2 separate regions of the Homo sapiens genome follow, and region 2 is linked to region 1. The links are chromatin loops, found by intact Hi-C in ENCODE. Cell type or tissue: B cell. All regions are shown on one strand.

Region 1 (8,000 bases):
GTGGAATACAGTGTGGAATACTTTGTGGAATACCGTGTGGAATATTGTGTGAAATACCATGTGGAATATTCTTTGGAACACTGTCTGGAATACCATGTGGAATACCCAGTGGAATATTGTGTGAAATACTGTGCAGAATATCGTGTGGAATACCGTGTGGAATACTGAGTGGAATACCATGTGGAATACCGTATGGAATACCATGTGCAGTACCGTGTGGAATACTGTGTGGAATACCATGTGAAATATCGTGTGGAATACTGTGTGGAATAACATGTGGAATACTGTATGGAATACCGTGTGGAATACCATGTGGAATATTGGGTGGAATACCGTGTGGAATACCAGGTGGAATGCCGTGTGGAATACCATGTGGGATACCATATGAAATATCGTATGGAATACCCTGTGGAATATTGTGTGGAATACCACATGGAATATTGTGTGGAATACATTATGGAATATTGTGTGGAATACCATCTGGAATACCATGTCAAATACCGTGTGGAATATTGTGTGGAATATCATGTGGAATATTGAATGGAATACCGGGGGGAATACCATGTGGAATACCATATGGGATACTGTGTGGAATACCATGTGGAATATTGGGTGGAATACCATGTGGAATATTGTGTGGAATACCGTGTGGAATACTATGTGGAATACCATGTGGAATATCGTGTGGAATATCATGTGGAATATTGTGTGGAATACCTTGTGGAATAGTGAGTGGAATACCATGTGGAATACTGTGAATAATATATTATTGAATATTGTATGGAATATTGTGTGGAATACAGTGTGGAATACTGTGTGCAATATTGTGTGGAATTCTGCATGGAATATTGTGTGGAATACCGTGTGGAATATTGTGTGGGATACTGTGTGGAATAACGTGTGGAATATTGTGTGGAACACCATGTGGAATATCGTGTGGAATATTGTGTGGAATACCATTTGGAATACGGTGTGAAATATTGTGTGGAATACCTTGTGGAATACCATGTGGAATACCATATGGGATACTGTGTGGAATACTGTGTGGAATATTGGGTGGAATACCATGTGGAATACTGTGTGGAATATTTTGTGGAATACCATGTGGCAACCTAGTGAAATATTGTGTAAGATAACGTGTGGAATAACGTGTAAAATATTGTGTGGAATACCATGTGGGATACTGTGTGAAATACTGTGAGGAATATCGTATGGAATATTGTGTGGGATACATTGTACAATATTGTGTGGAATACCGCCTGGAAAACTGTGTGGAATATTGTGTGGAATACTGTGTGGAATATTGTGTAAAATACCATTTGGAATACCATGGAGTACTGTGTGGAATATTGTGTGGAATACCGTGTGGAATACTGCGTGGAATATTCTGTGGAATACCACGTGGAATGCCATGTGGAATATTCTGTGGAATACCATGTGGAATATTTTGTGGAATATTTTGTGTAATACCATGTGGAACACCATGTGGAATATTGTGTGGAATACCATGTGGAAACCTAGTGAAATATTGTGTAAGATAACATGTGGAATAACGTGTAAAATATTGTGTGGAATACTGTGTGGGATACTGTGTGAAATACCATGAGGAATATTGTATGGAATATTGTGTGGAATATTCTGTGGAATACCAGCTGGAATACTGTGTGGAATATTATGTGGAATACCATGTGGAATATTGTATGGAATATTATGTGGAATACTGGATGGAATACCATGTGGAATTCTGTCAGAATACAGTGTAGAATATTGTGTGGAATACCGTGTGGAATATTGTGTGGGATACTGTGTGAAATACCATATGGAATATTGTATGGAATATTGTGTGGAATACCATGTGGAACATTGTGTGGAATACTATATGGAATACTGTGTGGAATACCAGCTGGAATACTGTGTGGAATATTATGTGGAATACCATGTGAAATATTGTGTGGAATATTGTGTAGAATACCATTTGGAATATTGTGTGGAATACCATGAGGAATACCATGTGGAATACTGTGTAAAGTATTGTGTGGAATACCATGTAGAATACTGTGTGGAATATTCTGTGGAATACCGTGTGGGATATAGTGTGAAATTCCGTGTGGAATACCATGTGAAATATTGTGTGGAATATTGTGTGGCACACAGTGTGGAATATTGTGTGGAATACCATATGCAATACCATATGAAATATTGTGTGGCATACAGCATGGAATATTGTGTGGAATACCATGTGGGATATAGTGTGAAATTCCATGTGGAATACCATGTGAAATATTGTGTGGAATATTGTGTGGCATACAGCATGAAATATTGTGTGGAATACCATATGGAATACCATAGGAAATATTGTGTGGAATATTGTGTGGCATACAGCTTGGAATATTGTGTGGAATACCGTGTGAAATACCATGTAAAATGTTGTGTGGAATATTGTGTGGAATACTGTGTGGAATATTGTGTGGAGTACTGTGTGGAATACCATGGGGAATACCGTGTGGTATTATTATCTGGAATGTGGTAATATTATGTGGAATAATCCACACGGTATTCCACATGGTATTCCAAACAATATTCCACATGGTATTTCACAATATCCCCCATAATATTCCACACAGTATTCCACACGGTATTCACCACAATATTCCAAACAGTATTCTACAAAATATTCCACATGGTATTCCACACGGTATTCCACAAGGTATTTCACACAATATTCCACACGGTATTCCACACAAAATTCCACACAGTATTCCTCATGGTATTGCACACGGAATTCCACATGGTATTCCACACAATATTCCACACGATATTCCACAAGGTATTTCACATGGTATCCCACACGTTATTCCACACAATATTCCACACGGTATTCCACACAGTATTTCACATGGTTTCCCACATGGTATTCTATGCTGTATTCCACATGGAATTCCACACAGTATTCCACACGGTATTCCACACGATATTCCACACGGTGTTCCACGCGGTATTCCACACAATATTCCACACGATATTGCATACAATATTCTACACGGTATTCCACACGATTTTCAACATGGTATTCCACATGTTATTTCACACAATATTTCACATGGTATTCCACACAGTATTCCATGTGGTATTCCACACAGTATTTCACATGGAATTGAACACAATACTCCACATAATATTCCACATGGTATTTCACACAATATTCCACATGGTATTCCACACAATATTCCACACAGTATTCCACAGTGTATTCCACACAGAATTCCACGTGGTATTCCTCATGGTATTCCACACAATATTCCACTTGGCATTCCACATGGTATTCCACACAATATTCCACACGTTATTCCACACAGTATTTCACACAGTTTCCCACACAGTATTCTACGCTGTATTCCACACGGAATTCCACACAGTATTCCACACGATATTCCACATGGTGTTCCACACGGTATTCCACAGAATATTCCACATGGTATTCCACACAATATTTCACATGGTATTCCACATGGTATTTCACAGAACATTCCACACGGTATTCCACAGAATATTCCATATGGTATTCCACACAATATTTCACACGGTATTCCACATGGTATTTCACAGAACATTCCACATGGTATTCCACAAAATATTCCACATGGTATTCCACACGGTATTCCACACGGTATTGCGCATGGTATTTCACACAGTATTGCACACAATATTCCACACAGTATTCCACGCAATATTCCACATGGTATTCCACACGGTATTTCACACAACATTCCACATGGTATTCCACATGGTATTCAAAACAATATTCCACACAATATTCCAAACGGTATTCCACATGGTATTCCACAAGTTATTTCACACAATATTCTAAGTGGTATTCCACACAACATTCCACACGGTATTCCACATGATATTCCACATGGAATTCCAGAGGGAAATCCACACCGTGTTCCATATGGTATTCCACACAATAATCCACATGATATTCAACACGGTATTCCACATGGTATTCCACACAACATTTCACATGGTATTCCACACGGTATTCCGCACAATATTCCACAGGATATTCAACACGGTATTTCACGTGGTATTCCACACAATATTTCACATGGTATTCCAGACAATATTTCACATGGTATTCCACATGGTATTCCATGTGGTATTCCGCACAGTATTTCACAAGGAATTCCACACAATATTCCACATGGTATTCCACACAATATTCCACATGCTATTCCACACAATATTCCACACAGTATTCCACAGTGTATTCCACACAATATTCCACATGGAGTTCCACATGGAATTCCACATGGTATTCCTCATGGTATTCTACACAATATTCCACATGGCATTCCACACAATATTCCACACAGTATTTCACACGGTTTCCCACACGGTATTCTATGCTGTATTCCACATGGAATTCCATACAGTATTCCACACGGTATTCTACACAATATTCCACATGGTGTTCCACACGGTATTCCACATGGTATTCCACACAGTATTCCACATGGCATTCCACACAATATTCCACACGTTATTCCACATGGTATTCCACACGGTATTCCACGTGGTATTCCACACAATATTCCACATGGTATTGCACCCAGCATTCCACACAGTATTTAACACAATATTTTACACGGTATTCCGCACCATATTCCACACGGTATTTTGCACAATATTCCACATGGTATTTGACGAGGTATGCCCACTGACTCTGCACAGGTCTTGAATATGGTAGTGGCCTGGATTATCCTGCAGTGATCATTCACTCCCGTTCCTCCACCCCCGCTCAGGCCCATGCACTTTCCTGCCCCATTTATATTGGGCTTGGCCATGTGACTTACTCTGGTCGGTGAGGTTTTGGCAGAAGTGATAGGGTGCCAGTTCTGAGCTTAGGCCTTAACTGGCAAGGCCTGATTTCACTCACACCTTGGGAAGCTCTGACCCCCCCACCTTGAGGGAAGCATGCCCAGTTGGCCACTGACCCTTCATCCCAGACCCAGAACAAGCCCAGCATGCTGCCGAAACAGTTGTCCAGCCCAGCACTGTGGTTGGCCTGCAGACCCTCCATCTGGAGGATGAAGACTTGCAGCTGGAGGCCACTCAGGTGGGGGATGTCTGGGTTTGCAGCATATTGAAGAGATAGGTGGGTGCCCTGGGTTATGTGTCCACCCTCAGCTAATATCTCCATTTCACCTCCAGCACTGCTCAGCTCACAGCACCTGCCTGGCATCTCTCCACGGTGTGACCTTATCCACTGTCCCAACCCTACCCCAGCTCCTCCCTGGATCCTAGACCCAGTGCTCTGCCCCTTTCTGCTCCTCCAGCTCTGACCCTACACATTCCAGCCTCATCCCCACTCAATTCTTCACACCAGGTACAATGCAGACCTGGTTACAGACCAAAGACCCTCAGCAGAGAGGAGGGCAGGAACCCCCAGTGGGCAGGCGCCACACTTTGCATGCTCTTTCCTGAATCTTGGGAGTGGGAGGGTCAGGATTTGAACCTAGGGCCTTCTGACCACAGAATCAGAGCTTGTTTCACTAGGCGTTGTGGCAGCTGAAGTTCACATTCCTCTGAACAAGTAGACTTTCACAGCAATACAGAACCCTTGTGTTGGAAGGGAAGTAGACAGTTCCCTAGTCCAATAAATAGTAGGTGGATCATATGAAATAGCCATTTTTGTAGATTAAACCAAATATTGGCAATTGCATGGGCTTACCAGATTCACTGCTGGTCAGACAATCAAACCCAATCCTACCTTAACTGGCCAACATTCAGTTTGTATTTTCACTGTGTGTTTCACGAAGATTTCAAGAACTCTCAGATGCCCTGCCAAATGCTAAAATTACCTACGCACAGGACATATTCCTAGGATGCCTGTAGTAACCCTACCATCAGAAGAAAAATGGTATCACTTTGAACTACAGTCAGTTCACTTTCAGGAGCATGGATTAGATGCCAACCCTCTGCTCAGCCCTGTAAATAAACAAACAAACAAAGTAATAACAAACACACAACGTCTTCATGATCTCAGCTTTCTTCACTAATTGTTTCATAATGTGTCCCAGAATTCAGGCCGAGTTTGAATTCCATCAAAGATACTACAATCCATTGTCTCAGATTTCGAAGCTGTTCTTTTTTCCCTTCTTAAGTATCAAGAGAGTCGTCAGTAACCACTCTCTTCTGTTGGGTTTTTAAAGACCATCCCCACCCAAATTCCTTCCTGCTGGCCCACCCTCAGGTCTGTGGATTTTCACACTGGCTGGAGGCCCTAAAGACCCTCCACTCCACCCTAGTATTGCCCAGCGCCATCCCCTTTTCACCCTGAGATGTCTTTATTAAGGAAGGAAGAGACGGGATGCCCACCACCATTGATGGATCGCGTGTTGTGTGCCCAGCACCGACTTGGCCCTGGCCGTGTAGTTATTTCCAAGGATTGTCACACCACCCTGGGAGGGACAGAGGTGCTGTTGGTCTGGGTCTGTTGGACCCCAAGCCTATCCCCATCTTTACACAGAACTCAATGTCTACCCAGAACTTGACAGTTACACAGACCTCGATGGCTCTTCTCCAAATGCACTTTGGTCTCTTGAGTCTAACAAGAAGCTTCCCCTCCCTGCTAAACCAGCTTCCTGCCCCGAGCTAGAAATAGGTGGGAGCAGAATAGCTGAGTTGCCAGGAGCAGCCTGTTCCTAAGGGGCCATGGTTGGAAAAGTCACACGACCAGAGCTTCTCTCCTGCTCCGACTTCCTCCAGGTCCTTCCTGCCTTCCTTCCCACGCCAGGAACACAGCATCCACAATTAAACTGCCAGAAATAGACCGGCTTGGACCAGGGTGACAAGACGTGCTTCAAGCCTTCTGAACCCCTGCACAGCCTGGCTCACCCACAGGGAACTAAGACGACTAATTATGGTCAGCTCAGACAAAAGGCAGAGGATGAGATGAGCCAGGCGCTTGGCCAGAAATGAGTTTCTGTCCCCGATATCTCTCCCATCCCTGCTTCCCCTCCAGACATGCTGGCACTCTGTGTCTTTGCACCAGGTCCACCTCAGCGCCCCAGGCTTCCCGTGGCTTCAGCAGTACTGAGAGTCAGAGTCTGGCTGCCCAATACCTGAGCCGTTCTGTGCTCCCTTGAAGCCCCTGTTTACAGCATCCCACCACGGGACCTGCCGATCCTGGTAGCACACACCACGACGCTCCCTCCGGAGGGACCGGCCCAGGTCAGACAGTTGGAAAGAGACTCCAGCGATGAGGCTGGAGAGGTGAACAGGGGCTGGCCACTGAGACCCTGTCACACCAGCCAAAGCTGATGGCCCAAACCACGCAACGTGTGCTTCTGAAAGACTTCCCTGGCTGCAGAGGGGAGGGGTTTGGGGTGGAAGGTGAGAGGCAGGGGCCAAGCCGGAGGCTGCATGGGGTGTGGCAGGGCCATGCTGGGCTCCCACGGCCACTCTGGACAGCCTAGGTGTCAGTCACAGGAGAGGCCCCCCGCTCCAGGCACGCTCCCCCAGCCCTCTGTCCACCAGGCCTTTCCGCAGCCCTGGGTGGGTGGCAGCCACAAGGCAGGTGGCCCTGCCTACTGCAGCGCTCCTGAGGCAGGCCCACTGCCAGGCCCATTTGCGGGGGGCCCAGCACCCCCAAAGCCAAGCACTTAGCTCTGGGGGACCTGGAGCTATGGAAGCACAGTGACAGAGTGGGTGGGGGCAAGAGGAGAGGGATAGGAAAGAGTAGTGTACAGGGAGACCCATACCCTATAAATGACAGAGGCAGCACACGGGCAGGTGTTGGGACTTCTTGCAGTTTCTCCACGGTGTATCTTGTTACCCGGCCGTGGGTGACCTGTGCAGTCACACGGGACCTCACTCAGAAGGGCTGTGTTCTTGGTTTCATACTCCCCTGTTGTCATCTTGCAATTCTTAATAATTTTATATTCAAACTTGCATTTTGTAAGTGAAGTCCAGATGGGTCAAGCACATGTGGGAGC
Region 2 (8,000 bases), 160 kb after region 1:
GCTGGTATATCGGAGGCCCCTCATGCAATGATGGGTTTTGTGGCTCAGCCAGGAGGCCTGGGCTGGGGCTGACGCATCGCCATTGTTTAAGGAGCTCCCCGCCTGACTCTGGAGCAGGTGGTCTGTGGGTCAGGTGTGGACCGAAAGGTTCCAGCAGCTCAGAACCAGCAGGTTCTTCCCCAAATAGGGTCACCAGCTCCCCACTACATGCCACCCCTTCCTGCAGCCCACACACCAGTAGGGTCCTCCCTGCCTAATTAGCAGGCAAATCCCTTTCTGCAAGAACTGAATGGGTCCCTTCTGCTGCGAGGGCTTCCCTCACACTGTCCCTTTGTAGCCGCCCAGCGTCTCAGCCAGGCCAAACTAGGTCCTCAGGTGTTTACTCTCCCTGCAATTTTGACTTTGCCCCTCTGGCTCCCACCTTCAAAGCTTCAAGCAGGGCTGTGGCGGGGGACTCCAATGGGGCTGAGTTTTCTGCTGGAAAAGTGGCTGGCCATGGGCAGGGCCTGGTCTGGCCACCCCAGACAGGGCTGTTTGCAGGGGGCGTGGTGACCCAGACAAACATGCTCTGGAGGTGAGACCACAAACAGCCCGGGCCCAGGGAGGCACTGAGTCCTCGCAAATGGGGTCAGGCGCAGCTGCTGCAGGCCCGACACCGCCCCTCTGCTCACCTGAAGGTAGAGAAGCCTAAAGAAGCTGGGAGGGGCTGCTCTCTCTGGAATGTACCACGGAGGCAGACATTCCTCCAAACAGAAAGGCAAGGCCCCTCCCACCCCAGGAGAGCACACCCGCTCTTCTACAGGGCAGGCTGACAGACCCTCTCCAGAGAGGGCCCTCTCCACCCACCCGGGCAGGAGGGTGGAGTCACAACTCGCTAACCCTAACCCCAGGCAACAGGAACAGGTGAGGGGGATGGGGTAGCAGGGGGCAGACGCTGCCCTCCCCTTACCCCAGGCCTCCAGACATTCTGGACCAGCCCAATCCCCTGGTCACACTTAGCAAACCAGCCAGGCCCACTCGAGGTTGGACAACATGGGGATGAAGTTTCCCTTCACTCCACAACACAGTCCGGGCTGTCCGGGACCAGGTCCAGGTGGATCCAGCCTCAGCACCCCACCTTAAGACTCTGTTAAGAGCTGTCTGAACTCCCTGCACCTGGGTCCTATGAACTCCGGCTTTTCAAGGCTGGCATGGGGATCGTAAGATCTAATGCAAGAACCGGCCCGCCATAAAGGACGGGTGATCATCACCTTCATTCACTCATCAGGCTGAGACTGGGGGAGAGACAGGCACCGGGCAAGTGAGCCCAGGATTAGAAACCAGGCCCCAGTCAAGTGAAGCCAGGATGAGGACATACCCCCTGGGGTGTCCCAGGGTGTCCTCACTTCCCTGAGCCCTCTTAAGTGGAACACCGATTCAGCATCCCCACGCAAACCACTAAAATCCTTCTTTCTCAACAGAGTCTTGTGGGATTGGTGGGCCTGGGGAGGGTACCTTCCTGCTGTCCCATGGCCCTGGCACTTCCTTGCCCTGTGCTGGGGGCTGGGAGGGTGCCTGACCAGACCCTAAGAGGGTTGTTCCCAGCGGGATTCCTGGTACCACCCAAACTCGATGAAGCCACCTGTCAGAGCAGGGCCGGGGCCCCTGTGTGTTTATCAAGCCTCAGGTGATCCCAGAGGGCTCAAGAGTTTGAGGTCGGGGGCAGAGGGAGCTACAGGCAGGACCCAGCAGCCAATATCAACCTCCCCACAGCCCGCTGCTCCCATTTCTACATGAGGACACTGAGACTCCAGAGGTTGTGTGACTGACTGGTCCTAGGTCTCAGAGCTGGTAATTTGCCTCCTGGGATGCAGACACAAGCTTCCACCTGCGGGTGTCACCCCTCCTCAGGCCCCACCTCCCCTCCCATCCACGAAGTCCAAGGTAAGTCCAGGACTGGGCCCTGGGCACCAGCCTTGCCCTTGGCACTGATGGGGTTCAGGACATGGTACCCCAAAATACAGCACCTTGGCATTTGAGGAAACAGCAGAAACAGAAAGGTCGTTTTCACCTCCCACCCTCCCTTCTCCCCTGAAGCAGGACATAAAACCCTCATTCAGGTGTTAGTCTCCCTATACCCAGAAGAAACATCCTCACCTCTGAAGACACAGGGATAGAGGAGACTGTGAACACGCAGGCCTGGCTAAGTCCCTCCATCTATTACCGTTACATCAGACGTTTTTATCCAATCAAACTTTTCTAGGACTATCCACTTTTTTTATCAAACCAAGCATAAAAAACACAGGTTTGGCTGGGTGTGGTGGCTCACGCCTGTAATCCCAGCACTTTGGGAGGCCGAGGTGGGCGGATCACCTGAGGTCAGGAGTTCGAGACCAGCCTGACCAATATGATGAAACCCCATCTCTACTAAAAATACAAAAATTGGCCGGGCCTGGTGGCATGCGCCTGTAATCCCAGCTACCTGGGAGGCTGAGACAGGAGAAACGCTTGAACCCAGGAGGTGGAGGCTGCAGTGAGCCAAGATCCTGCCATTGCACTCCAGCCTGGGCAACAAGAGTGAAACTCTGTCTCAAAAACACACACACACACACACACACACAGGTTTACACATTTCTTTGGGTCTTCATTTCCTTATGAAGGCTCCTGCATCCGGTAAAAATTATATTAAATAAATGTGTATGTTATTCTCTTGTTATATGAGTCCCAGGCAGGAACCTAGGACGGTGAGGAAAAGCTCTTTCTCCTCCTATGGCATCCACACACCCAGGGCCTGCCACTCCTGCCCAGCCCAGGACCGTCACTATCTCAGTGACCAGTGGACAGGGCTCAGCAGGGCCACACGGATCAAGGTGGGCCCCAGCCAGGCAGAGACCAGGCCCCGCATCCTCCCACCCCCTGCACAACTTCGGTCCCCCAATCACCAGGGCAGGTATGAGTAAGGCCATTGCACAGTGGCAAAAACTGAGGCCCGCAAGGGCCCAAGGACCACCACTCAGATCCCTCCGGGCACAGCCCAGCCAGGAGCTCCGGGCAGAGTCCCGGGAGGCCCTGCCCACAGGGTCAGAGCGCCCCTGCCCCCGGCCCAACGGATGCGCCTGTCCAGGATCACCACCTGTCAAGCTCGCTGCAGCGCGGGAGGTGGGGTGGACCCTTCCCTGCCCCGGAGCCCACACCTCTGCACGGTGAACCGAGGCGCTCCGACGGGTGCGCGGACAGCACCTGGCACTGAGGAGGTGAACGTGACTCCCACACACGCGGGACTGAACCAGCGCCCCAGAGTCCCCAGAACACGCATGGGCCCGCGGGGCCGCAGCCCACGCCCGGGACAGCCGCCCGCAGTCTACGCAGGGAGGGGCCGCGGGGCTCTGGTTTCTGCAAGTTCTGAATTGTCTCCAAGGAGCATATTCCAACGTCAGAATAATAAACTTTTACAGAACTGTATTGCTCTGCAGCGCGCGGGGGGACTCGGCCCAGCGAAGAGCGAGCGCCCTACAGGCCTCGGCGGAGGAGGGCACGGTCCCCAGCGCGGCTCCTGGCCCCGCCCACGGCCCCGCCCCAGCTCCCGAGCCCCGGCCTCGCGCACGCGCATCTCGCGGGCTCGCAGGACGGCCGGGAAGCAACGCTTTGCGGGCAGCGCCCCCTGCCGTCCCAACGCGCGTGGGGCCCTATGGCTGCGAGCAGTTCCGGCCAAAAGCCCCAGGACCCGGACTTGGGGTTATTGACTTGCGCGTGGGCGCTGAGTCTTGGAGGGGAGGGGACAACTCGCCACACCCCCGTCCTCTCCCTGGAGCTCGAAGCCCCTTTCTGCTGAAATGGGGCCTCCTTTTCTCGGGAAACTGACTTTGGGGGAAACTAAGTCTCAAGGGGATCTTAAAACCCAAGACGGGGGAATGGGAACCTCACAGGACGTGGGGGCGCTTTTCTGGCCATCTCTATATAAAACCTGCCGGGGGCCTCAGACCCTGGCTCCTCTGTCAGTTCCCAAGACCCGTCGCGCGCCCACCTGAGCCCGGTGCCCACTGGATGGGGGCTCAGGCTCACCTGGTCAGTCCTCACCCCCACCTCCAGAGACCAGGCAGTCATGCCCTTCTAATATGGCGGAGGTCCCAAAAGATTATACCATATTTTTACTGTGCCTTTTCTGTGTTTAGCTATGCAAATACTTAGCATTGTGTCGTAGCAGGCTGTGCCATCTAGGTTGTGTAAGTACACGCCATGATGTTCACATAACGAGAAAATCGCCAAAGGACGCATTTCTCAGAACATACACCTGTTGTGAAACCACCCGTGACTGTTCTGTCCTAATTCAACCCCCTCATTCGATAAAGGACAGAGAGGCATTGAGTTGCCAGAGGTCATCCTGGTTGTCAGAGGCAAAAGCAAAACCGAAGCTCTGAGCCTCGCAGCAACCACCCACGCCACCGCCTCCCGTCATCATCAGGAGGCCTCCCCAGGTTTCTGTCCCAGGGAGCGCAGCCGGTGGACAAGTCCCTTCCGCTCTCTGAGCCTCCAGTAACATGAAAACACTGGCAGGAGACCCTCCATGATTCCAGGATTCCTAGAACACTGGCAGGACACCCTCACCCGGTGATCACTCCCAGGTCACCCCACTGAAAGCCGGCAGCTTTCTGTATGGTCTGCATCCATGTTTTTCTATTTCTCCCAGGAGTAATTACTCCATTTGTTCACAGGTACACGGCTTGGCACTCAGGGGCCATAAATTAAAGAGATGTTGTGATAAAAAGGAAGGCAGGAGAGAGTAGGGGCTGGTGGATCCCACTTGCCCTTCACTGCCGGTCTCAGAGACTGGCCTAGGAGAAAGCCACCAAGATCAAAGGCCCCCAGACCCTGCATCCCCATGGATGTGCAAGCCTGAGCTGTCGGTGGTCCTCCCGAACCCTGCCTTGAGCCATGCTTGGCTATTCCACACAAGGCTTATTTGCAGCAATCATCTGCTGGGCTCTTAAGTATTGTGATGCAAATTATAAAAGCCATTTTAGTTCAGATATCTCATTAACAATTTGAAGGGCTAGGCTGATGTATAGAGAAAAAATCTCATTTGCAAGTTAATCAAAATAAAGGCTGGGGAGCTAATAAACCTCCTCTGAGCCATTATACATGCATGGAACACTGGAGTGAGCCCTGAAATATATTTTAAAGTTTTTTTTCCTAAATGGACTAAGCTGCTTTTAGATATATATTATTCATTTTGATGCCTCCTGCTGGTATTTTAAGAATCCATCCCCCAAGTTCAAAACAAATTGAAATGCTTTTACAGGCCACAGGGGCCTCTTGGCCAAGCTCTTGAGACAAAGGGAGGAGCTGTTCTCAAAGCCCCCAGTCCCTGAGGCACCAGGACCACCTACTGGCTCCCTCAGAAGGTTTGTCCAGCCCATCCAAGGCTCTTGGGCATCACCACTATTTCAATGACCTAAAGCAAGCTTGTGTTTCTGAGCCTTGGTCTCCTCATCTGTAAATGGAAGTAATAATACCTGGAGTGAGACTTAAGGCATTTGAAATAGTGCCTGGCACAGACTGCTGAATAAATGCTATTTATTTGAACCACTGTCTATCCTCCGGGACCAGCCAAGTGGTACTCAATAAACATTTTTGAAATAAATGTACCTATTAAAAAGCCCGCTGATGCCAGGAATCGTGTGCCTTATTCACCAGTAGACGTCAGTGCCCCAGCATGGTTGGGTGAATGACACCCTGCCTCACACTCAATACCCACTTTGCAAGGACTGCACATTAGAATCCCCAGGAGCATTTAATATCCAGGTGCAAGGCCCCATCCAGGAGATGCTGATGTAATTGATTTGAGGTGAGGTCTGGCCATCAATATTATTTTTTTTTTTGAGACAGTGTTTCACTCTTATTGCCCAGCCCAGAGCGCAATGGCACAATCTCGGCTCACTGCAACCTCCGCCTCTTGAGTTCAGGTGATTCTCCTGCCTCAGCCTCCTGAGTAGCTGGGATTACAGGCGTGCACCACCACGCCCAGCTAATTTTTGCATTTTTAGTAGAAACTGGGTTTCACCATGGTGGTCAGGCTGGTCTTGAACTCCTGACCTCAGGTAATCTACCCACCCCGGCCTCCCAAAGTGCTTGGATTACAGCCATGAGCCACCACACCTGGCCGATACTAATTTTTTAAGCAAGCCAGGTGACTCTGAAGTGCAGCTGGCATTGAGCAGCACAGATCTAAACCTATAAATGTCCCCTATATGCCTCCCCCGACCTCTGTGGTGCTTCCCCATCACATACAGATGTGCTGCAGAGAGCATGCTGGGAACTTCACAGTCCTAGTGCTTGAAACGCATTGTCACTTTCACCTCTGTTATTCTGGGTACATCAGATGTCCTATCCCAACCTCAGTTTTCTTATATGTGCAGTAATTAATTTAGATGAGGTATTCTGGAAGGTCAGAATCCAAAGAACAAGTTATCATTAGGGGGTGTGGAGAGTGAAGGTGGTGACTATTTAAAGTGCAAAAATGTACCAAGATTATCATCTTTCTTTTGCACATATCTAAATGTGCATCTGGGCACCACATACTCTGTGAGTTCTCCTCTACTTTGAACCACTCCTCCCCGAAGAAGAAAAATAACTTTTTACCTGAAGAATGTGAGCCCCTTTAAATTATCAGGCCCAGAAAAGTATCTAAAATATAATGGCAGTCAGGTCTCACTCCCCCTTGAGCTAAATAATTACCTCTCGAAGCCCCTTGCCATGCAGCTCTAGACTAACTGAAGCCAAATGGCCACAAAAACGCCATACATCCTGTACTTCAACAATGAATAGCCAATCAGTAACTAATGCCAATTCTCTAGACCAATGAAAATTCCTAATAAATAAGTTTTATAATCACCCCTTCTCCTGATTTTTTTTTCTTTATAAATATTCTCCAGAGCACTCCCCAAGGCAAACTGATGATGTATCCTGGGCTGCAGTTCTCAAGCTTGGCCCAAATGAGAAGATTTTTCTCGGCCCCTTTGCCAGGCACGCAGCAGGAGGCACCCCATCTACTGGGCCTGCCAGGCCGCATCTGGCTTGCACTCCGGCGCAGATCCCACAGCAGCTGCTGCTGCATGCTCAGGCCCTGGTGGGAGGGGGTATGTGAGTGAGCAAGTGTGGGGTCCAGCCAGCCATTCCAAATGCTGGCACAGGGGTGGGCTCCATGCGGGGTTTGCAGCTGGACCAGGTGTGTCACTCCAAGGGGAATGCAGTGGTGCCCAGGCAGGGGTGCCCATGACCCTAAAGCCCCAAAAGAGTGTTACAATGTGCTCATTAGCTCTTTTAGTCCCACCATCCATAGCCCAACAGACGGTGGCATGTTAACAGCTCAGTCAGCCCCTTGCCCCATTCCAGCCCGCAGCTCCGGGGCCAGCTCCGCCCCATCACTACTTTCCATCACATGAGGCATCTGCCCTCTGCCAGTGAAGGGCAGAGGGCCACAGTGTTACAGCCTTGTGAGTACCCATGTTCAGTGAGTCTGGAGTTCTTGTCCGTCAAAGAAGAATGAGGTCACACTGGCAACTGAGGGGTGGTGAGGGCAGAGAAGTTTATTAAGCGACAAAACAGCTCTCAGCAGAGAGGAGACGGGAAGGTGGTCTCCTCCAGTGTGGCTGAGTCTGGGGTTTTTATAGGCACAGGATGGGGGAGGGGCAGGCCATAGGTAGTATCAGAAAAGGCAACATTCAACTGGTCAAAAAGCGTTATTCAGAAAGAACCAATCGGGAAAGAGTGGGCAAATAGGAACAGAAGTTCTCACTCTGGGTCACAGGTTTCATCCAGAACCAACAGTTCAGTCTTTCAGACTTCAGGCTGTTTTTGGCTTGAAGGTGGTGTTTCACTGGGGACCGCCCCTATCAGCCTAGGCATTTTGTCTGCCTCCTGCTATCATGAATAACTTTATGATTATTAATTTTGCCTCAGCTTCTTCCTTTAACTTGACATCCCCTTTGTGATACAGCCAGGCTATCAGCTCTACGCCATCT

What was found. Peaks named below come from ENCODE experiments on the same cell type or tissue, not always from the same donor. Only the 100,000 strongest peaks of a DNase experiment are listed, where the experiment ranks them.
Region 2: it touches region 1 in a loop (5-fold over the local background); 2 of 110 quality-filtered maps call a loop at or near these places.

What each region holds. Positions count from the first base shown.
Region 1 is chr10:124,226,481-124,234,480 of GRCh38, forward strand. No RefSeq gene overlaps it. Among named protein-coding and RNA genes, the nearest start is that of CHST15, 140 kb to the left of the region's middle. In B cell, no CTCF peak of the experiment used is centred here; DNase peaks (open chromatin) are centred at 320, 877 and 4,831.
Region 2 is chr10:124,385,771-124,393,770 of GRCh38, forward strand. No RefSeq gene overlaps it. Among named protein-coding and RNA genes, the nearest start is that of OAT, 29 kb to the right of the region's middle. RefSeq lists a silencer at 3,447-3,736. In B cell, CTCF peaks have their summits at 3,650 (motif pointing left) and 3,849; DNase peaks (open chromatin) are centred at 1,941 and 3,661; H3K4me3 peaks cover 930 bases.